Regions from separate parts of the Mus musculus genome. Here region 1 is linked to region 2. The links are chromatin loops, found by intact Hi-C in ENCODE. Cell type or tissue: gastrocnemius. All regions are shown on one strand. Each heading gives the region's core, and the rest is flanking DNA. Links, peaks and the distances in the headings are about the cores only.

Region 1 (11,730 bases), core at 2,031-10,030, 220 kb after region 2:
ATGGAGTGGCCTCTGTGTGCTGGCCTCGAGGGCCTGCTGTGTTTTTTCATCTACTTTACAATAGGCACAGACAAACCTCACCCTCCAACGCCTAAACCCCCAACCCCAACCCCTCATCCCTACCCTGTTCTCCCCATCCCTGTCGTTCAGTGTCCCCTTTCCAGGCTTTCTGGGTCTTCTGAGGTAGAAGAAGCTTTTGAGTGCCAGGGAGGAAATGATGGGACCAGGAAGCTAACCTTGAGGCTCTCAGAAGGTGAGCAGATCACAGTTCTTGGCCCTGTTCTAAGCTTCTGGACTTAGTAACTGTTGCTGCTGCACCCTGCTCTACCTCTTCACCCGTCCGGGCCCCAGGCTCAGGTCCCTGCTTCTCATGCTGTAAATTCCTGGGGTTCAGAGCTTCACTCTGGAACTGCCTGCTTCCTGCTCAAGCTTGAGTTCTCCAGCCAGGCTCTGCTAAGGATGTGGCTGGAGGGGCTGCCGGACAAACAGGGTGGTCCAGCACCCAGAGGCTGATTGTCACCACAGCCCTTGTTATAGCAACCCCACCGGTGTGTTAAAGTGTGTCCTCCAGAACAGAGCTTGCAACCCTGCAACGCTTTCATTGGAAAAGATTAAAATAGAGCTCGTGGCCAAAGAAGCATGGCCACTGCCTGTCTAAGCTCTTTAGACAACTTAAGAAGTCCTGCAGTGAAGCCTCCTGTTGAGCTCTGCTTTTCCCAAGTGGCTGTGACTTTGAAGACATCTCTATGTGGTGCATTCCCTGTACCTGGGAAACTAAGATAAGCTCTTCCTCAGATGATCTGCTCCAGCCTCAGCCCACAAACCTCTTATATACACCCAGGCCACACCACCCCCAACCGTGGAGGCAGAACCCAGCCCACGCTCAGCAACTGAACTGGCTTTCCCTACACCTGTTCCTGGTCACCCAGAAGTCCTTACTACCTGTGCCCTGCGGCCTGGGAGAGAAATAGCAGGAGAGAGAGGGAGGTGAGGATGCTGTGCAAGGTATGGGAAACCTTGGGTGGGTGGAAGGGAAGGGAAGCGAAGGGACACAGCTCTGCTCTCGGACACCGGAGACACACTCTGTTGGCACATCCTGCAAGATCCCTGGGGACTCACACAGAGATCACAGCCACATGAATAGAGTTAAATTGTTAAATTTAACTCTACATAAAGTGTAGGATGGTGGAGGCCAAGCTTGTTGGAGAGAGAGAGAGAGAGAGAGAGAGAGAGACAGAGAGAGAGAGAGAGAGAGAGAGAGAGAGAGAGAGAGAGAGAGAGATAAGAGTTGTAAATTAGTTGCCCTTAAATTGATCCGTCAGGCTAGAGCTGTATGCTACTACTTATTTAATACTACTCATAATGACTTGGTAAGCCAGACTAGCTTCAAGCTTGTATTCATAGATCCAGGCTCCAAAATTCTGGGATTTTTAGGTATATACCACTATGGCTGGTCCTATGTATTGCTTCTAAAGCAAGACATTTCTCATGACAATCTGGCTTCTTCCTTATGGTCAGACAGTGGGTGATCGGACAACATGAGGTCCCCATTCCCACCTGCTAACGACTGGCTGTTGTTAGAAAAGGGATGCCTGCCCCTTGCTCCCTATCAGCACCCAGGGCTCAGGAGGCAATCGCTCAGATTTCTCGCTGCTCTAAGGCTTTCCAACTTCCTCCAAATATACTGCACTATGAGTTTAGTTTTACTTTTTGGGCTAGTACTAGTACAATTGAATCTAGATCCTGTGCTTGTTAGGCAGGGGCTCTACCCACATCTCTATCACTATAACTAGACACACCACACACACACACACACACACACACACACACACACACACACACACAAAATCAGGAAGAAAGGGGCCAGAACTCAGGGGACAACAAACAAGATAAGGGAGCAACAAGATGGCTCAAAGGCAAATTCCTTTTGTTGTTCTTGTTGAGACCGGGTCTCAGAATGTAGCCCACGCTGGCCTCAGACTCATAGCAATTCTCCTTACTCAACTTCCTGAATGCTGAGATTACAGTCACATGCTAACACATCCAGTTTACAGACTAATTCTTCCTTCTTTAGGTCCCACCCAGACGAGACACCATGCGCGTCCATTACCTGTGGCTCCTCTTGATCCTAGGTAAGTGCTGAGGCCCAGGCTGGTAGCTGGGTCTGGAGATATCAGTGGATAATGCAGAGAGGGGATGGACCTGGGGCATTGGAGGGGAACCGCAGAGATTCTGTGCTCCTGCTCCACCGTGTGTCTCCCCAGTGTCTCCCTCTCCTACTTCCAGTGGAAGTTCTCACCCCTCAGTAACAACTTCTGACCAGAGTTGTGGCCTTTAGGACACGTGGCTTCGGCTCGGTACAGCTCAGCAAATGATTGGACCGTTGACCATCCCCAAACCCTCTTTGCCTGGGAGGGAGCCTGCATCAGGATTCCTTGCAAGTACAAAACTCCACTACCCAAGGCACGTCTGGACAACATCCTCCTTTTTCAGAACTATGAGTTTGACAAGGCCACCAAGAAATTCACAGGAACTGTCCTGTACAACGCCACAAAGACTGAGAAGGACCCAGAGTCTGAGCTGTACCTTTCTAAGCAAGGGAGAGTAACATTTCTGGGGAACAGAATAGACAATTGTACCCTGAAAATCCACCCGATACGTGCCAATGACAGTGGGAATCTGGGGTTGAGGATGACCGCAGGGACTGAACGATGGATGGAGCCCATTCACCTCAATGTCTCGGGTAAGGCATGGGGAGACAGCCAACTGTTCTAGCGGCAGCAAAGAGGGACCTGCTCAAACCCTGGAGCAAACAGCCAAGGTGCCTATTTAACATATTAAAGAGGGCCTGGCACCAGATTCTCCCAGCATCCCTCAGTCCCTACCTATTACAAAGAATGGCTGGCTCCTGGCCCCCACTCTCTAGCCCATCTCCCCAGCCCAAGAGCCGGGCTGCCCCTCCCCCAGGCTCTTCCCTATATAATCCAGCCATCTGGGTAGCCCACCCTCTTTTACCTCTAGCCCATTTCCTTGGCTGCTGTACCTGGTTCCCCTCTCCCACCCTTCCTCACCTGGCTCGGGGTCATATCCACTCTGGACTCTCCCAGATGTGCCTGCCTCTGGCTATGTTCTCCCTTTTATCTACAATATAATTTCTCTTCCACCACACCTAGGAGCAATCATGTTCTTTCCTTTTTATTTCTCCTTTTCATTTGCTCACCAAATAGGAAGCTTTGATGCACACACACACACACACACTCACTCACTCACATAACTCTCTCACACACACACAGCCAACTGCAGCATGAGCAATTGTCCTACCTCAGGCTTTCTCTCCTCAGCTTGTGTCTGTTCTGGAATCCGTTGTCGAGGCTCTCAGGTTTTCTGAAGCTTTCCAAAGCAGAGAGAGGTCTGGATTTTCAAATCTCTCAGTGTGTTAATGACCAAATTCTTTTAGGCTAGAGGAGAGCACAGGGCTCAGACATGACCTCTAACAACAGCCAGGGGCCTCTGCCCTAGACAGTATCATCACTCCACACTAGAGCTGTCCATGCTGCGTCTCTTGGTGTCACATCATCTGTCAGATGGTCTGGCATGGTGGAGATTTGAGCCCAGGGCCTCAGGATCACCCCACTAAAGGAATGTTGTGCTTGGCTGACTCTAAGTCTGAGTCTGACAAACAAACACGTGCCACCAATGATACATGGAGAATTAAACCAATCAATCAATCAATCAATCAATCAAATCAAATCAAATCACCCTGGGTGATCCTGAGGCCATTAGGAACATAATGGAAGGAGAAAGTGAGAAACAAAGTCAATGTTAAACACAATTTCCCAGCAGGCTTGTGTTCCCAAGGCCTTCCAGAGTAGTCGAACTGACTAAAGAAAGGCTAGCCTTGAAGGGCTTCTTCTGGGGTCACATGGGAGAGGAGGCCTGAAGTCAGGGGTGGACAGCCAGTCTGTGTCCCATCTCCAGCAAGCAGGCCTCTCTCTTCTTTCCCCTTAGAGAAACCGTTCCAACCTTACATCCAGATGCCATCAGAAATCCGGGAATCCCAAAGTGTCACTCTGACCTGTGGACTGAATTTCTCCTGCTTTGGGTATGACATCCTCTTGAAGTGGTTCCTAGAAGATTCTGAGATCACCTCCATCACCTCTTCTGTCACCTCCATCACCTCTTCTGTCACCTCCTCCATTAAGAATGTCTATACAGAGAGCAAGCTCACCTTCCAACCAAAGTGGACGGACCACGGAAAGAGTGTGAAGTGCCAAGTCCAGCACTCCTCCAAAGTGCTCTCAGAGCGCACTGTGCGTCTGGATGTTAAGTGTGAGTCTCCGGGTGGGAAGGATGCTACCTGTCACCTTCTTCCTAAATCCTGTTGCGTTGTACCCAGGGTGGGAAGAGCCTGTGTCCGCTGAAGGTTTAGCTGTCAGTCACCTGTTTCTGCGGTGGCACAACTGTCTCTTCTGTTAGTCCTGTGTCTCAAGACACAGGTTCATTTTAGCCTCTGCCTTGGCCTGAACAATAAGGCAACCCAGTTAAGTGTGGTAATGCAGGCCTGGAATCGGGCACTGGGCAGGGGAGTAAAACACTGTGGTCTCAAAAACCAAGGGCTAGAGATGTAGCTCAGTGGTATGGTGCTTGCTTAGCACTTGTGAGACCCAGGACTAACCTCCAGCATCAATCAATCCATCCATCCATCAGTCAGTCAATCAATCAATTCTGAAGCCACATCATGCTTTGAGGATCATCTCCTTAGAGTTCATTGTTCTCCATACATGTAAGTTTTCACATCATTATTTTATGCTTCATTCACCCATTCATTCACCCACTGAATGAATATTTACTGTGGGGCCTGGCATGGTGCTACATACATTTAAACCCAGCATGCATGAGGCAGAAGTAGGTGGAGTTCTGTGAGTTTGAGGTTAGCCTGGTCTACATAGTGAGTTCTAAGCCAATCAGACCCTACCTTAAAACAAACACCCAAGCTTGTGAATTGATTGGGTGCCAGTCTTGTCTTGAATGCCAGCTTAGGCTGAGCACACAGGTTCTGCCTGTGTGGATTAACAGTTGAAATGGAATAGACACATAAGAAACATAGAACAGAATTGCCAGGAGGAGATATGTATATTAATAGAAAAAGAGGTCTGGGTAGATAACTCTGAATTTGTCTAGCCAATCTAATAAACCCCCTTTGAATTATTTTTTTTAAAGCTTAGTACTATGTGATATACTGATTATTCAATTTTAAAAGACTTTTAATTTTTTATTTGTATGTGTGTGAGTGTTCTGCCTGAATGTATGCCAGTGCACGGATCACAAGAATGGTGTTTGTGGAGCCCAGAAGAGGGTGTTGGATGCCCTGGAACTGGAGTTACAGACAGTCGTGAGCCTCCCTGTAGATGCTGGAAACCCTAGTCCTCTGGAAGAGCAACCAGTGCTCTTAACTGCCGAGCCATCTCTCCAGCCCCATAATATATTTTTTTAAGTACTTAGGAAAGATAGTTCAATGGTTTAGAGCACTTACTGCTCTTGCAGAGGACCTGAATTCAATTCATAGCATCCACACCAGGCAGCTGACAACCACCAAGAGCTGTCTCTCCATGGGATCTGAGGCCGTCCCTCTGACACAGATACACACAAAGAAAAGAAAACAAACTTTTTTTTTAAATGTATTTGCCTTACAAGAATGAGGACTTGAGTTTGAACCCCAGAGCTCACATTCTTTTTTTTTTTTTTTTTTTTGGTTTTTCAAGACAGGGTTTCTCTGTATAGCCCTGGCTGTCCTGGAACTCACTCTGTAGACCAGGCTGGCCTCGAACTCAGAAATCTGCCTGCCTCTGCCTCCTGAGTGCTGGGATAAAAGGCGTGCGCCACCACACCCGGCTCAGAGCTCACATTTTAAGCGTTGAATGTAAGCAGCGTGTGGTGTAATCCTAGCACTTGGGAGGCAGAGGCAGGTGGATCTGAGTTCGAGGCCAGCCTGGTCTACAGTGTGAGTTCCAGAAACCCCCGTCTGGAAGAACAAAAAGCCAACAAAACAAAACAAAACAAGTTGGGTATGGTGGCCTTTGCTTGTTGTCTCAGCCGTGGGGAGGCAGATCCGGGTGGATCCTTGGGCTGGTCTAATAGAGCTCCAGATCAGCGAGAGACCTGGTCTCAAAAAATGTAAAAACAAGATGGATGGTTTCTGAAGCACAACACCCATGGCTGTCCTCTGACCATAGTCACCTGCGCACTCGCGGGCGCGCACAAATACCTCAAAAACCGGTCAAAAGGAGGCGGGTGATTAGAAGGATAGAGACTCATGTGAGGAAGGTGCAGACCTCAGCTGACATGATAGAGAACAGGCAAAGAAGTTCCCATGGAGAGAAAGAAATAAGCACAAAGGTCCTGAGGGGGAGCATCGTGTACCCACGGCAGTGGCCGAGGACCGGAGAGGAGTGTGGGTCAAGCCTGAGCCTTTTCAGCTAAGCAGGGAAAGAAGTAGAGAGGGCTGGTCCCCTGGGCTGTACAAGCCCAGTGGATAGACAGCTTCAGTGCCAGTCTTTGACGATGCTAGGGATACTCGGGGTGCCGGCAGAGACAACAAGGGTAGGGGACAGGAGAAATGAGAGTAGGCAGACAAGTGAGGAGCTGGGGCAGTCACCTGGGTGGACATAGGAACCACAGATGTGCGTGCTACTGCTGTCGGAATAACAGTGCAGCCACCGAGCATTCCCTGTGCTCTCCGCAACTGCTTCTCGTTTCCCGCAGATACCCCGAAGCTGGAGATCAAGGTCAATCCCACAGAGGTGGAAAAGAACAATTCTGTGACCATGACATGCCGGGTTAACAGCAGCAACCCGAAACTCAGGACCGTGGCGGTGTCTTGGTTCAAGGATGGGCGCCCCCTAGAGGATCAGGAACTGGAACAGGAACAACAGATGTCCAAGCTAATTCTGCATTCAGTGACCAAGGACATGAGAGGGAAATACCGGTGCCAGGCTTCCAACGACATAGGCCCAGGAGAGTCGGAAGAAGTGGAACTCACGGTGCACTGTGAGTTTCCTTGAAGCTGGTGAGGGAGGTGCGGAGTTAGCAGGATCCTCAAGGGATGATACCAGAGGTTCAGGTGGCTGCCTGCCCACATTAGCAGGCTCTGCTCACCTGTCCTGTGGCCATACATTCTTTCAGATGCTCCAGAACCCTCCAGGGTTCACATCTACCCTTCCCCCGCTGAAGAGGGACAGTCAGTAGAGCTGATTTGTGAGTCACTGGCCAGTCCAAGTGCAACAAACTACACCTGGTATCACAACAGGAAACCTATACCTGGAGACACCCAAGAGAAGCTCCGCATCCCTAAAGTCTCCCCGTGGCATGCTGGGAATTACTCTTGCTTGGCAGAGAACCGTCTGGGTCATGGAAAGATAGACCAGGAAGCTAAGCTGGATGTCCATTGTGAGCGGCCAACTGACTTCTGGGTTTTGGAGGAAAGAGGGAAATAAGGAAGGCAAATAGGGAGGGTGTAGGGGTGAGGGGTTGTGGGAGTGAGGGGGTGTAGTGGGTGTTGAGTGTGTTGGGGTGTGGAGGTATAGGGAGTGATGGGTGTGGAGGTGAAGGGGTGTACTGGGTGTAGGATGAGGGGGTGGGAGGGAGTTTGGAAGACAAGCCACCAGGCACCTGGAGCTTCACAGCTGCATTCTAGACAGTGACCAAGAGCCTCAGCTTATGGCACTTACTTAGTAGATGTTTGTTGAATGAATGAATGAATGAATGAATGAATGAATGAATCTCACCAGCCTGGTGGCCCAGATCTGTCATCCCAGCTACTGGGGAAGCTGAAAAATCACAAACGTGAGGCCTGCCTGGGCAGCAGAGTAAATTCAAGTTCAGCCTAGGCAACTTAGTAAGACTGGCTCAAAAGTAGAAAGAGGACCAGAGATGTAGCTCAATAATAGAATACAACCTACAATATACCAGTAAGGTACTCAGCAACCAAACACTAGTCTGGAATCCCCCAGTGAGGGATCTGGGGGCATGGCTCAGTGATAGAGCCCCTGCCTAGAATCTCCCAGTGAGGGGCTGGGGGCATGGCTCAGCGGTAGAGCCCCTGCCTAGAATCCCCCAGTGAGGAGCTAGGGGCGTGGCTCAGTGGTAGAGCCCCTGCCTAGAATCCCCCCAGTGAGGGGCTGGGGGCATGGCTCAGTGGTAGAGCCCCTGCCTAGAATCCCCCAGTGAGGGGCTGGGGGCGTGGCTCAGTGGTAGAGCCCCTGTCTAGAATCCCCCAGTGAGGGGCTGGGGCCGTGGCTCAGTGGTAGAGCCCCTGCCCAGAATCCCCCAGTGAGGGGCTGGGGCCGTGGCTCAGTGGTAGAGCCCCTGATTAAAATCCCCTATAGAGAAGTTGGGGGTTTGGCTCCCTTGGTAGAATACTTAGCACACATACAGCTCTGGATTCATCCAGCCCCGCATAAAAGAAACAAATGTAGTGGCACATACCCGAAATCTCAGCACTTAAGACACAAGGCAGGAGGATCATAAATTCAAGGTCACCTTGGCTCTATAGCAAGTTTGAGGCCTGCCTGGGCGATGTGAGGCATGGAGATCTAACATTCGTAGGCAACGGGTGAGGCCCTGAAGAAGTCCTGATAGATCTGAGAGCCAGAGGGACCATCTCACCATTCTGCCCCACTGTTTGGCATTCCTCGGCACTGCACAGCTTGCCTTGGAGATGCTTCCAGGATAGTGTTTGTTGGGTACCTAGTGGCTTGGATACAGACAGGGCTACCCATACTCTGAACATCTGAACAGCAGTAGTATCACACCACTGGCTGCTCTAAGGATATCCTTTGGGAAGATTCTAGAAGGCTAGGTGCCCAACTTGATAGGGGTCTACAGGCCACCATCACACAGCTTTAAACAGCATGGGCTCTGCTTCACAGGTGCAAGAGGGGACAGGAGAGGGGACAGGAGAGGATGCATTCAGGGACAATGTGAAAAGGTTCTGTGAAAACCAGCCTTGCAACTGGCCCAGGGTGGTGCAAGTCGGCCTTTTCGCTTATTCAGGGGCTATTCAAGTTCAAGGCTGACCTGTGCAAATTAAGAAGACTGTGACTCAAAAATAAAAGGTTAAAAAAGAAAAATAGGGAGCCGGGTGTGGTGGCACACACCTTTAATCCCAGCACTCGGGAGGCAGAGGCAGGTGGATTTCTGAGTTCGAGGCCAGCCTGGTCTACAAAGTGAGTTCCAGGACAGCCAGGGCTACACAGAGAAACCCTATCTTGGAAAAAAAAAAAGAAAAAGAAAAAAAGAAAGAAAGAAAGAAAGAGAGAGAGAGAGAGAGAGAGAGAGAGAGAGAGAGAGAAAGAAAGAAAGAAAGAAAGAAAGAAAGAAAGAAAGAAAGAAAGAAAGAAAGAAAGAAAGAAAGAAAGAGAAATAGGTTAGGGCTAGTGATATAGTTCATTCAGTGGTAGAACTCTTGCCTAGCCCATGTAAGACCTCACGTGTGGTGTCTGGTGCTTGCAAAGGGAAAGAAAAGAAATCATTCTTTGCTTGCCTCTCCATCTTTGCTTGCCTCTCCATTCTACCCTAAGATGCTCCCAAGGCGGTGACCACAGTGATTCAGAGCTTCACACCAATCCTGGAAGGAGACAGTGTGACCCTGGTCTGTAGGTACAACTCCAGCAATCCAGACGTCACCTCCTACAGATGGAACCCTCAAGGTTCTGGGAGTGTGCTCAAACCCGGAGTGCTGAGGATTCAGAAAGTGACATGGGATTCCATGCCTGTCAGCTGTGCTGCCTGCAACCACAAGTGTTCGTGGGCCCTCCCTGTCATCCTGAATGTCCACTGTGAGTGATATGGGGTGCCCAGGAGGAGGTCACATTGAGATCTGTGGGTGGGAGAGTGAGGGGAGGGGATGGGGACTCGGGCCACAGGCCAAAAGAGAGGGTTGAGGGAGGACGCACAGGGCTCAGCGCCAAGGAGACAGGGTGTCCTAATCAAGGGGACAGGAAACTTTGGGGACATCAAGAAGGGAAGAAAACCAAAACATCACCTGAGGCTGTGGCCCTGCAGACGCCCCCAGAGACGTGAAGGTACTGAAGGTAAGCCCCGCATCAGAGATCCGCGCTGGGCAGCGTGTCCTCCTCCAATGCGACTTCGCAGAGAGCAACCCGGCAGAGGTCCGCTTCTTCTGGAAGAAGAATGGGAGTCTCGTGCAGGAAGGGAGGTACCTGAGCTTCGGCTCCGTCTCCCCAGAAGATTCTGGAAATTATAACTGCATGGTCAACAACTCCATCGGAGAGACCTTGTCACAGGCCTGGAACCTCCAAGTGCTGTGTGAGTGGCTGGAGCTGGGGCCTAAATGAGAAGATGATGAGGTGACCCGCTGCCCCGGCCTGACTCGGGGTCTCCTTTACAGATGCTCCTCGGAGGCTGCGTGTGTCCATCAGCCCTGGGGACCATGTGATGGAGGGGAAGAAGGCCACCTTGTCCTGTGAGAGTGATGCCAATCCGCCCATCTCACAGTACACCTGGTTTGACTCCAGTGGCCAAGACCTCCACTCCTCAGGCCAGAAACTGAGACTGGAACCCCTGGAGGTCCAACACACGGGTTCCTACCGCTGCAAAGGGACCAATGGGATAGGCACAGGAGAGTCACCACCCAGCACCCTCACTGTCTACTGTAAGTTCCCCTTGCTGTCTTCCCTTGGTCCCTGTCCTGTCCTGGGAGCTGCAGTCCCTTCCCTCTTCCTTCTCCTGTGTCTAGCTCAGACATACCCTGTGACCTGAGTGGAAAGTCCCCTGCTCTTCCGGCCTGCCTTCCTCCTTTCTTCTACATGCCAATCTCGCCCTTGATGGATAAGACACTTAGTTCTTTTATTTTTTTTTTAATTTTTGTTTTGTTTTGTTTTGTTTTGTTTTTGCTTTTCAAGGAAGGGTTTCCCTGTGAAGTCATAGCTGTCCCAGAACTTGCTCTATAGACCAGGCTGGCCATGAACTCACAGAGATCTACCTGCCTCTGCCTCTGCCTCTGCCTCTGCCTCTGCCTCTGCCTCTGCCTCTGCCTCTGCCTCTGCCTCTGCCTCTGCCTCTGCCTCTGCCTCTGCCTCTGCCTCTGCCTCCCAAGTTCTGTGACTAAAGGTGTTGGCCACCACCACCCAGCTAAGATCCTTATTTCTTATCTTTTGATATTTTAGTGTTTTAAACAAGATAATACTAGCATATAGTTTTTTTAAAAAATCTTTTCAAGCACAAAAAGGAAGCTGAACAGGGCCTTGAGAGGTTGGAGTGGCGATGCCATGTGAAGGCCAGTGCCAGCCTGGGCTATGTAGAAAAACAAAACAAAAGAACCTCATCTCCTGGGCTGGAGAGATGACTCAGCAGGTAAGAGCATTGACTGCTCTTCCAGAGGTTCTGAGTTCAATTCCCAGCAACCACATGGGGGCTCACAACCATCTGTATGGGATCTGATGCCTTCTTCTGGTGTGTCTGAAGACAGCTTCAGTGTACTTACATATAATAAATAAATCTTTTAAAAAAAATCTCCCTTTCCTACAAAACCCACCCACACTTTTTTGTTTGAGATAAGAGTCTTGCTATGCAGCCCAGGTTGGCCTTGAACTCCAGGCTCAGCCTCCTGAGTGTGGGGATTACAGATAGGAGTAACCATGCCCAGTTTGTGCTGGCCTCTTTCAAATGACTGTAGCCCATCCCATCTCCCTAGCACCCTCTTCAAGGCAG
Region 2 (11,730 bases), core at 1,783-9,782:
GGGCTTCTTTTGCGTGGACGAGGGCGGACTGCCTCTGGCTCAGAGGTTGCTGGATGTCATCTCTGTATGGTAAGCAGGGCGGCTGCGGGTGGTAATGGCAGGTCTCCAAATATCATTCTAACTGGTCCCCTGATTTATCTTTCTGTCGCCACCCCTCTCCTGTGTCTTCTCATAGTGACTGTCCTAGAGGCCGATTCCTGACTGCCACCTGCCAAGGTGAGAGCGTGGGGGTTGGACGCAGTGGGCGCTGGGGAGGGCACAGATCTTTCTCTACATGCAGCCCAAGACTGGAGTTCTGGGACTCCAGGGTGGAGTGTGTCCCCACAAACATGTCATGTCCCTTTGAACAACCCCAAGGTTGGGGGAGAGCCTTGTTCCCACAAACTGCTGGAGTAGGGTGGTGTCTCCTCCCATTCTAAATCTTCCTTGTCACCTCTCCACAGACTGTGGCCGCAGGAAGCTGCCGGTGGACCGCATTGTGGGGGGCCAGGACAGCAGTCTGGGAAGGTGGCCGTGGCAGGTCAGCCTGCGTTATGATGGGACCCACCTCTGTGGGGGGTCCCTGCTGTCTGGGGACTGGGTGCTGACTGCTGCACATTGCTTTCCAGAGTGAGTGTTTTCTCACAGTGCCACCTGGGGTAGGGCAGGAGAGAGGTCTGCAGAGGCTGAGCCCAGGGACTTGTTCCTTCTGTCCCCGGCAGGCGGAACCGGGTCCTGTCTCGGTGGCGAGTATTTGCTGGTGCTGTAGCCCGGACCTCACCCCATGCTGTGCAACTGGGGGTTCAGGCTGTGATCTATCATGGGGGCTACCTTCCCTTTCGAGACCCTACTATCGACGAAAACAGCAATGACATTGCCTTGGTCCACCTCTCTAGCTCCCTGCCTCTCACAGGTAAGCCTGGAGGTCTAGCCTCAGCTTAAGGACTCCAGAGACTTAGGGATCAAAGAAGGGGCCTGTGAAGCAAAGTAGATCCATCTTCAGGTTTCCCTGACGATGGCGATAACAGACCCACCATTAGGGAGCACAAACTGGATATTAGCCATGGATGCCAGATAGCACGGCTGACAGTCACACACAACCATCTGAACCTTCCTAAAGGAGTCAGTCAGTCACTGTGTGATCCAGCGATTCCTTTCCTATACGCAAGAGAAGAAATACAGACGATCATGTGGAAAACCAGTGCTCAGATGCTCTTCATAGAACATTTAGTCATGGTAACCTGGGCATGAAGCCTGGAATCCCAGCACTCAGGGGCGAGGAAGAGGCAGGAGGAACGGGTTCAAGGCTAGCCTTGACCACATAGTGAGTTTGAGGATAACCTAGGCTACACAAGATACTCTAAGTAAATAAATGAGAGGAGTGAGGAGGAGTGGAGATGTTGCAAACAGGTAAAGAATCTGAGGTTTCTTCTGGGGAGACAGAATGTTCTGCAGTAGAACACAGTGACGGTCGTGCCAATCTGGGAACATGCCAAAGCCATGAATTCACGCATACGCTTTAACATGGAGAATTAGAAGATATGCGAGTTACAGCTGTGTAAAGCTGCAGTTATATACCTCAGGAAGGCTAAACCCCTCCAAAACCGTGCAGAGGAGAGGCTGTATGTAAAGATGTCTTAGTGGTTAGCAGCACTTGCTGTCCTTACAAAGGACCCTCATTCATTTCTAACACCCACATCAAGCCACTCACAACTGTCTCCGGGGAATCCAACCCTCCTTTCTGGACTTCACAGGCAGGCACACGCATATGCATACACACACACACACACATACACACACACACACACACACACACACACACACACACACGTGAATAAAAATAAATGTTAAATATGGAGGGGCTGGAGAGATGACTCAGTGGTTATGGGCATTAGCTGCTCTTCCAAAGGACCCAAGTTCAGTCCCTAACACCCATGTGGCAGCTCACAACGGTCTGTAACTCAGTTCCAGAGGATCCAGTTCCTCACACAAGCATACATGTAGGTAAAACATCAATTAATACACATGAAATAAAGATAATTAATTTTTTTTAAAAAGGAGCCCGGTGTGGCACATGCCTTTCATTGTGGCACTGAGAGAGGTTGAGTCAGAAAGACTCTGAGGCCAGCCTGGGCTGTGTTGAAAGACCCTTTTCACAAAATACCCACAATAAATAACTGCATCAATAATAGCAAAATACCCACAATAAATAACTGCATCAATAATAGCAAGCACACACGATCAGCGGTGTGCTGAGCTTACATGTGTGTTGCATGAAACCATTTTGGTCAAAGAGAATTTATACGACTGTGGTCCCTATGAGACAAGATGGCCTTGTGACATCAGAATCTTAATTTGCATGAAGGACACTCTTAGGATCTTCACGCAATGATGACTCATCTGAGGACACGTTTCTCAGAGCGTCTGCTCGTTGCTAAGTGACTGTGCGCTTTCGTCGGCCTTGGTGTGTCCCGTGTCTGGACTCACCTTGTCCTCCCACAGTCCTCAGGGTGGCCTCTCTCGCTGATTATTCTCAGTACTCCCTCAAGTGCTTCCTGCTTTCAATGCAGCATCTGCTTCTCACCACGGTTTCTGCGAGGAAATTATGTTGTGTGTACGCTTGGTTTTCTTTTGATGCTGGGGACCAACCCCAGGACCTTGTGTACTGTGGACAAGCACTCCGATACTGGGCTATAACCTCAGCTTGCAGCATGATTATTGTTTTGCACTGGGGTTGTATGGAGGGTAAGGTGACATTTTCCATCAGGGAGACAGTTCCATCAGTGAGGGGCTGCCAGGATTGTTTGCTATGCACTGCTCAATGACAGTCCATCTCAGTGGAGGCCTGTGTGTTTATTGTTATTTTTAATATAATGATTTTATATTTAATATAATTAATTTATTTTATGTGCATTAGTGTTTTGCTTGCATGTATATCTGTGTGAGGGGGTCTGATCCTGGAGTTATAGATAGCTATGAGCTGTCACATGGGTGCTAAGAATTAAACCTGGGTCATCTGAAAGAACAGCCAGTGCTCTTAACTGGCTGAGCCATCTCTCCAGCCCACCATGTGTTTATTATTGCAGTTTTCTGATAGGTGGAAATCAAGGGTCTCAAGAGCAGGGTGTGCTTTCCATTTTCCTGCCTCTGGGCTGGAGAAAGCCTCATGACCATGGTTAAGAGCCCAAACTTGGGGAATTAAACTAACTTAGGTTCCAGTTCTGATTATGCTATTGTGTCTATGAAACTTTGGACAGAAGACATGGCCTCTTGTCCCTCCTAATGCAAAGGTCAATCCCAGTTCTCTAGGATGACTGGGGGTGAAAGAAAAAGATTTGGGGAAGAGGTGTATACATTGGAAGATGAAGGTTCCATCCTGGTAGTGATAGGATGTGCTGGGGTTGTGTGGACGGTGAGGTGGCTGGATAGCTGTGTCCCATGAAGAACAGACTGGCTAGTGGGAACCGAACTGTATGCTCTCTCTCACAGAATACATCCAGCCAGTGTGTCTCCCTGCTGCGGGACAGGCCCTGGTGGATGGCAAGGTCTGTACTGTGACCGGCTGGGGTAACACACAGTTCTATGGTGAGTTCCAAGCAATACCAGCCAACACCACTAGGAGGGGCTGAATCTGCTCTGGGGGAGGTTCGGTGGACCTCAAAGAGACCCCCAGGCCATGGAGTGGGAACCAGGAGAAAGGGCTTGTTTCCTAATTCTGGTCACCTTACCCATGTCCCCTTAGGCCAACAGGCTATGGTGCTCCAAGAGGCCCGGGTTCCCATCATAAGCAACGAAGTTTGCAACAGCCCCGACTTCTACGGGAATCAGATCAAGCCCAAGATGTTCTGTGCTGGCTATCCTGAGGGTGGCATTGATGCGTGCCAGGTGAGGGACACAGTGGGCAGTCCCCAGGCCTGACACTGTAGAGAAGGAGCTAGGGTAATGGGATCAGGGGCTCCCCACTGGAGTCATGGAGGTCTCTAGTCAGGTGTCCCATCCCCCCATCACCAGGGCGACAGTGGAGGCCCCTTTGTGTGTGAAGACAGCATCTCTGGGACATCAAGGTGGCGGCTATGTGGCATTGTAAGCTGGGGTACGGGCTGTGCTTTGGCCCGGAAGCCAGGAGTGTACACCAAAGTCACTGACTTCCGGGAGTGGATCTTCAAGGCCATAAAGGTGTGTTGCTATGGCGGGGGACTGTCTGGGACCCTAATAAGGAAAAGTAAGAGGGTACTCTGGAGAACAGGTGGATTCCCATAGGCTTCTGGGGATGGGACAAGCGTCTGAGACCTTGGAAGCCTGTGGCTCTTTCCCTAGACTCACTCCGAAGCCAGTGGCATGGTGACTCAGCCCTGATCCCGCCTCATCTCGCTGCTCCGTGCTGCACTAGCATCCAGAGTCAGAGTTGGTCTGGTGGCTCCAGCCCCACGTGGTAGGCTCCACACTGGGCCTCACATGGAATGGTTTCCTGCTCAGATCCAGTCCACGGGTCCAAGGATGCTGGATCCAAGGACTTCTCTTCCACAGTGGCCGGCCCACTCAATCCCAGGGCCATTGGCCTCACCCTCCCACCCCATGTAAATATTACTCTGTCCTCTGGGGGGCGCTCTAGGGAGCCCCTTGTGCAGATGCTCTTTAAATAATAAAGGTGGTTTTGATTAATGGGTCTCTGCGTCTACAAACGGAAGCAGCGGTGTGGACATTTTGAGAGTAGCAGAGAGGACTGAGGGCCTAACACAAATCAAAAAGGGATTGTGACCCTCCCAGTCCCTACCCGTTTGAGAAAACATTTAAGCCGATCCTGGTGGCTGACTCCTGTAGTTCCAACACTTGGGAGGATCTTCACGAGTGAAAAGCTATCCTGAGCTACGTAGTGAGTTCCAGGCAGGCCAGTCTTGGCTGCAGAGTGAGACCCTATCTCAAAAAATAAAAGGAAGGTGGAGGGGGGTGCTAAAATGCCCGAAAGAATCTGACTTTAGGATTGCTCAACCCAACAACTCTCAAATTTCCTTCACTCTGCTAGCTTTCTGCAGACTTTCCCACAACCAGAAGAAACTCGTCCCATTTCTACATAAGTGAGGGTATGTGCAGTGGATCAAGTTCATGATGCCAGTGCGTGCGTGCGTGCGTGTGTGTGTGTGTGTGTGTGTGTGTGTGTGTGTGTGCGCGCGCGCGCGCGTGTGCGTGTGCACTCCTTTTATGAGAACACAAGAGCGGAGGGCGGGGGGGGGGGGAAGCCTGGGGAGACCCAGCTCTGGGTCAGAATTGAGTCGTGTGAACTTGTTGCATTTCCCTGTACCCAAAGTGGTGCCTGGGGCTGGGGGCTGGGGACGCGGGCTGGGCCTTCAGGATCCACATGAGCTGTGTGTGGAAGACTCTTCATAAGAAAATGAGGCGCTGTTTCCAGAGAAAGTGGACGTCAATGTTCGAGGGACAATAAATATGTCTGCTTATGGGCAACAGAAAACAAAACCTTGTGGGGCAGAGAGGGGTGAGTGGCAAGCCTTGTAAGTGCAGCTTGAAGGGCCGTCCCCTCAGAGACCCACCCCTTCCTGCTCTTCCCCTGCCTGCATCTGCAGACCTCTGTAGCAGTGTAGATGGCCACCAGAGGGAGCTGCAGCCCTGGCGCTTGAGAACTTAAGGCTCTTCCCAGACAGGCTGAAAAAGGCCGGCTCAGCGGGACAAAACACTCAACCTATGCCACTTCTCAAAATTTTAAACATTTCTAAATTTATTTTTGCTGGTTTTTTTTTCTTCTTCTTGTTTTGAGGGGGGGGGCTTTTCTTTTTCTTTTTCTTTTTTTTTTCTTTCTTTTTTTTTGGGGGGGGGGGGACAGAGTCTCACTATGTAGCCCTGGCTTTCCTGGAACTCACTGTGAAGATCAAGTTTCCTTTGAACTCACAGACATCCATTTGATTTAGGATTAAGGGCTTTGTCACCCGCATTCAGCCTTTTGGGGGGATTTGGTGGGTAGGAACCCTAACTGGTCTGGAACTCTATGTCACCCAGGCTGGCCTTCAGTGTGTGACAAACCAGCCTCAGGTTTGCCAGTGTGGGTTCCCAGCCTTACCACTGCCAGCTTAAGATCTTAACTGATAAATGTTAGAATACCACACAGCCTGTTAGCCGCAAACAGAAATATCTTCAAAAACACCCTGGAGGGACTCACAGTCCATTTGTCTGGGAAACATTCTAGCCATGAGCACCTGATCCCCCACAGCCTTAGTAAGGTCGATCTTCAACACTGTATTGCCTGCAAAGAGCCCCCCAGTCCTGCATGTCACTCACAGAACACCAATCCGCCACTGCCCCTCAGGGTTTTCCAACATTGTCTCGTCTGTGGCATTTTGGCGGGTCAATCAAATGTTGGCTTGCCAAAAATGCACAAGACTCCCCTAGCATGCTCAAAGTCCTGGGTTTGAATCCGAGCAACACACACACACAACTGTATACAGAGTTGGAGGGAGGCGACCATAAATGTCCCCTTCGTAATTGTCAGCTGAAAAAAGACACCATTCCTGTGCATGGTGCCCTGTGAAGGGTTTGAACAGATTTGTTTTGGAGGAAGGAGAATGCTTGTGCAGAGGGGACAAATGGAGAGGGCATGGCATGGCCCTGAGAGGTGGGAGAGGATTGTGGCCCTCCCTATTCTAAGGGATCTGGTAGAAATTTAGGCATGTATTAATTTATTTTCCATTGCTACAGTGAGACACCCAAGGGTGAATACTTTATTCAGAAATGGGGTATACAAGCTTGGGGGGATTGATCAGTGGTAAGAGTCCTTGGTGTTCTTCCAAAGGACCTGAGTTCAGTTCCCAGTACTCAGACTGAGAACTCCTGTTAACTCCAGCTCTGGGGGATACAGCGCCCTCTTCTGGTTCCAGGAGCACATGCACTCATGTACACACACACACACAAACACACACACACAGAATTAAGAAAACAAATTTTAAGAGGTGTAAGCAGGACAGGATGCAGCACTCAGGGTATTGAAGTAGAAGGATCAGGAGTTTGAGGCAAGCCTGGGATACATAGAACCTATCCCAAAACAGAGAGGGGAGAGAAGACTGTCTTCCGCAGCACAGTAGGCTGGAATTCCAATAGCAATGAAGCCCATGAACACCCACAGTGACCAGTAATGCTTCAGAGGGGCCTGTGGGGAAAAGATCACAGGAGTAGACTGCACTCAGCAGGGGCTAGTTCTGCCCTTTCTGGAATAAGCATTCTCTTGGGCCCCATCAGAATATATTGATTCCACTTCTGCTGGCTAGTGCTATGTCAACTCCACACAGGTTAGGGTCATTTGGGATGTGGGAACCTCAACTGAGAAAATGCCCTTATCAGACTAACCTGTGGAGAAGTCTGCAGCTCATTTCCTGGATTGATAATTGATATGGGAAGGCCTGGACCACTGTAGGCCATACCCATCCCTAGACAGGTCGTCCTGGGTGGTATAAGAACGAAGCTTGGGCAAGCCATGAAGAGCAAGCCAGTAAGCAACATTGCTCTGCTTCAGGGGCCTCAGCTTCAGTCCCTGTGTTCAGGTTCCTGTCCTGACTCCCTCGGGGATGGAGTATGAGCTGAGTGTTGTAAGATGAAGTAACCCTTTACTCCCCAAGTTGCTTTTGGACATGGTACAAATAGGAACTACTGCAGCAATAGGAACCCTAAGACACCTTTCTCCCAAACCCTTGCTCTGGGCTCTGCCTTTTTGTTTGCTTGTTTGTTTTTGTTTCTTCAAGACATGATCTCACTGGGTAGCCTTGGCTGTCCTGGAACTCACTCTTTAGATCAGGCTGGCCTTGAACTCACAGAGCTCTACCTGCCTCTGCCTCCCAAGGGCTGAGATTAATTGTTTGGGTTTTTTTAAAGATATATTTATTTTATGTATGTTAGTACACTGTAGCTGTCTTTAGACACACCAGAAGAGGGCGTCAGATCCCATTATAGATGGTTGTGGTTGCTCAGGACCTCTGGAAGAGCAGTCATTGCTCTTAGTCACTGAGCTATCTCGCCAGCCCCAAATGCTAGGATTAAATGTGTATGCCACCAGCTGGAAAAGAAGCTGCTGGCTGTCAGTTGCCATAAGTCAGCTGTCCTGGCACAGCTCTGACACTTGCTGTGTCCCCAGCAGCTCAGCCCTCACAAAGAAGCAGGCAGACTCCCTGGTTTGCCAGGAGAGATGGAGCCTAGCTGACAGAGCAGAACCAGGGGCTTCTTGGATGTAGCCCCTGCCTCTGAGAATGACACCTAGGGACTGAGCAGGGACAGCATCCAACACTCACCTCGCCGGGCCTCCCAGCTCAGGCTTCCTGAAGTGAAGCCACATCACATCTCACCCCATCGGGCCAACAATGCCAAAGCTATACACAGCCAGGTGAAAAGGCTGAAGAAGTTGATGATGCAGGCTCACGGTGGCGCTGTGTCTTAAAGGTTCTAACCCTGGTGACCAAACTTCCAAGGGACCACAAAGGGGCGCACTGGGGCGGTGGGGGGGGGGGGGCGGTAAACCGCAGAGGAACACCAGGCCCAGTCCTGTGTGGCAAGAGACTGGGTCTTCACTCTGGGTCTTCACTTCCCCCAGCGCTTTTACTCTCCAGTGCTTCAAAAGACCCCAGTGGGCTCACCTGACAGGAGAGGGGTTCCCTGTCTTGCCTTCTCCGCCTCCAGGATTTTTTTTCTTTACTCCTTTGTTTGCATTGTTTAGAAAACAGACAATTCAGGGTCCCATGTAGCAGAGGCTAGCTCAAATTCTCTATGTAGCTGAGGATGGCCTTGGCTCTTTTTCTGCCCGTCTCAGCCTCCTGAGGGCTGGAGTGACAGACATAAACCCACCCTGCCCTTTCTGTCAGACAGAATCCCTCTGCTTTTGTGAGTTGCTTTTCTCACTGCTGTGACAAAATCCCTGCTATAATTTACGGGAAGGTTTATTCTGGTTCATGGTTTTGGGGTGGAAGATACAGTCTGTCATCATGGGAAGGCATAGTTGGTTGGGACAGCCAATCACGGTGGTGGGAGCCTAAACCCAAAACTCTTCATATCTTGCAAGATCAGGATGCACACAGACAAGCAAACTGGAAGCAGAACCCAGCACCGGCATCACCCCCAGTGGTGTCTTCTCCAGCCACTTCCTCACGAAACGTCCTACAGCCTCTGAGAACAGCGTCACCAACTAGGGACCCCGTATCCAGACACAGGAGACTGTGGAGGACATGTGGGATTCAAACCTTGACTGTAACTCAGGCTGACCTAGAATTTACTACCCTTTTGCCTGGGTTTCTGGGATTACAGACCTGCGCCTCCACACACAGCTGGAACAGTGGGCTCGGAGCAGCGTGATTGTTAGAATCCACCCAGTCAAGCAGAGAGTAATGTGTAGTTTCTTTCTCTCCCTAGCTCTTTCTCAAGTGCAGAGGCTGCCATGATTAGGGAGGGATGTGACGGCCATTAATTTTACATTCAGAAGTAATTGCTGGGAAGGTTCAAATAGTGCGGGTGTGTAGGGAGACGGATTTTTGGTTTCTGCATAAAACGTGGTGTTATTGCAATAATGCGAGTTAATCAAGGAGCTGCTATGCTGCCCTGTGCCAAACAAAACGCCCAAACCTAGCAGGGAGTAATAACCCTCCGATCAGGCTCACTGGATGAGTGGCACAGAAGGTTGGACAGGGATAGCTGTGTCTGCTCCGTGATGCTCTGCCCTTGGTTAGCAACAAAAAGGACTTGATAAGTAGGGACTGTAGAGGCTTCCTGACCCGTGATCTGTGTCTAGGCTGGAGGGCTGGCCTCCATTGGGATGACTGACTCTTCTGAGTAGCTTGTGCCCCTCTCCCATCATGACTGCCTCAGGACATTTGCACTTCTTAAAAGGTAGCCCAGAAGCCGGGCATGGTGGGGCACACCTTTCATCCCAGCACTTGGGAGGCAGAGGCAAGCGGATTTCTGAGTTTGAGGCCAGTCTGGTCTACAGAGTGAGTTCCTGGACAACCAGGGCTACACAGAGAAACCCTGTCTCGAAAAAAAAAAGTTAGCCCAGGGCTCCCAAGTATTTCGGAAGTCTTTGCCTTTGACATTGCAGCCCTGCCTTTGCTTTTCAGCCGCCAGTCTACCTGAATTCTAAAGATAGGGACATAGATCCCACCTTTCAGTGGAGAAGACGTCAAAAAGTTAGGGGCCGTTGTTTTAGAACACCCACTGGATCCAGTTGGCAGCTGACAGAGCCAAGAGATAGTCTCTTTAAAGGTCCAGCCTGAGAGAACTGCCTGATGTGACCCAAAAATGGTTTGACAGGAGAAACAGTTGTCATGTGTGATGGTTTGTATATGCTCTGCCCAGGGAGTGGCACTATTAGATAGTGTGGCCCTGTTGGGGTAGGTATGGCCTTGCTGGAGGAGGTGTGTCACTGTGGGCATGAGCTTTAAGACCCTTATCCTAGCTGCCTGGAAGCCAGCATTCTATCAGCAGCCTTCAGATGAAGATGTAGAACTCTCAGCTCCTTCTGTACCATGCCTGCCTGGATGCTGTCATGTTCCTGCCTTGATGATAATGGACTGAAGTTCTGAACTTGTAATCCAGCCCCAATTAAATGCTGTCCTTATAAGAGTCATGGTGCCTGTTCACAGCAGTAAAACCCTAACTAAGACATCACACAAGTGTGAAGTCCTCAGTTCAAGCCCCAGAACACAGCTGACAAGCTGGGCACAGCAGTGTGCAGTTGTAACCTCAGGGCTGAGGAAGCAGAGAGGGGGATCTTTAGGGATCACTTCCAGACAGTCGGTGTGTTCCTGGTTCAACAAGAGACCCTGTCTCAAAAAGTATGGTGAAGGTCGACAGAGGAAAACATAAGCACGCATGCTTATGTGAAGATCTGCCTTTTAAAGTTATAAGTAACAAAATTGTGGCCATAGTAAATTCTCAATTGCATCTATTTAATTATAAATGTTGTGTGTGGAATGAGTCGCCTGTGCCCAAGGTGTGTGTATGGAGGTCAGAGGACAGCTTTCAGTATCCCAGCTCCCTCCTTCTGTCACATGGGTTGTTGGGACTGAACTGGGCTGTCAGGTTTGACAGCAGAGGCCTTTACCAGCTGAGCCATCTCACCGGTACTTCCAGATAACTCTCTCCTGTGCCTCTTGGTCCCCCCCTGTAACTGTTTCAAATGCTGGAGGACAAGTGTGTGTCATAGCACCCTGTTCCCATTGTCCTCTGCAGATGCATGCCCAGTGCCTGACCCTGGGCAGCCTGCAGCCATGTACCCCTCCATCTGTAACAGCAACGACTCCTGCTCTGTTCTATGCATAGGCGTCAGACCTGTTTCAGGATCCTGGGTGACTTGGAGTGTATCAGGTACCTCTGTGGGCACCAAAGCACCCCAGATTATGGGGGAGCCAGAAGGCTGTTATTGGCATATTCGGGGGGAACAAAGTATCCTAGACAACTCTGATCTGAGTCAACTCAAAGGAGCTTCAACAGCCGGATAAAGGAGTGGCAACTTGGGCACGCTGGGGTTCTGGGTAGCTGAAACATCTTCATAGGGGTCTTAGGTGCTGGGTGACCACTCTACCTTACAACCTGAGGGGTGGACTCTGGGAGGGTCAGGGTGGGACAGAGGTGACTGGTGTACACAGGGGCCTGGGAAGCTCCCATGAACTGCTATTCCCACCCAGTCTGGCTGCTACTGGTCTGGATGTGGACAGGAGAGGTAGAAGAAGGAGGAAGGAAAGAGACAGTATGTCTGGGGCTTGCTCACTA

What was found. Hi-C counts contacts between places; a loop is a spot of excess contacts. Peaks named below come from ENCODE experiments on the same cell type or tissue, not always from the same donor. Only the 100,000 strongest peaks of a DNase experiment are listed, where the experiment ranks them.
Region 1: it touches region 2 in a loop (2.7-fold over the local background); 4 of 42 quality-filtered maps call a loop at or near these places.

What each region holds. Positions count from the first base shown.
Region 1 is chr7:30,868,452-30,880,181 of GRCm38, reverse strand. It overlaps Cd22 (CD22 antigen), which reads left to right. Exons shown (of 16, transcript NM_001043317.2): 2 at 165-253; 3 at 842-987; 4 at 2,075-2,132; 5 at 2,339-2,743; 6 at 4,009-4,329; 7 at 6,763-7,047; 8 at 7,183-7,446; 9 at 9,579-9,836; 10 at 10,063-10,326; 11 at 10,409-10,672. The coding sequence starts at 2,096. Among named protein-coding and RNA genes, the nearest start is that of Cd22, 6.0 kb to the left of the region's middle. In gastrocnemius, for the core only: a CTCF peak has its summit at 6,900 (motif pointing left); a DNase peak (open chromatin) is centred at 6,898; H3K4me3 peaks cover 219 bases.
Region 2 is chr7:31,091,640-31,103,369 of GRCm38, reverse strand. It overlaps Hpn (hepsin), which reads left to right. Exons shown (of 14, transcript NM_001110252.2): 7 at 1-69; 8 at 176-216; 9 at 444-609; 10 at 702-892; 11 at 3,469-3,564; 12 at 3,722-3,864; 13 at 3,991-4,155; 14 at 4,297-4,645. The coding sequence ends at 4,335. Among named protein-coding and RNA genes, the nearest start is that of Hpn, 18 kb to the left of the region's middle. In gastrocnemius, for the core only: CTCF peaks have their summits at 3,600, 4,582 (motif pointing right), 5,573 (motif pointing right), 8,392 and 1 weaker place; DNase peaks (open chromatin) are centred at 5,587, 8,127 and 8,356; H3K4me3 peaks cover 377 bases; H3K27ac peaks cover 3,629 bases.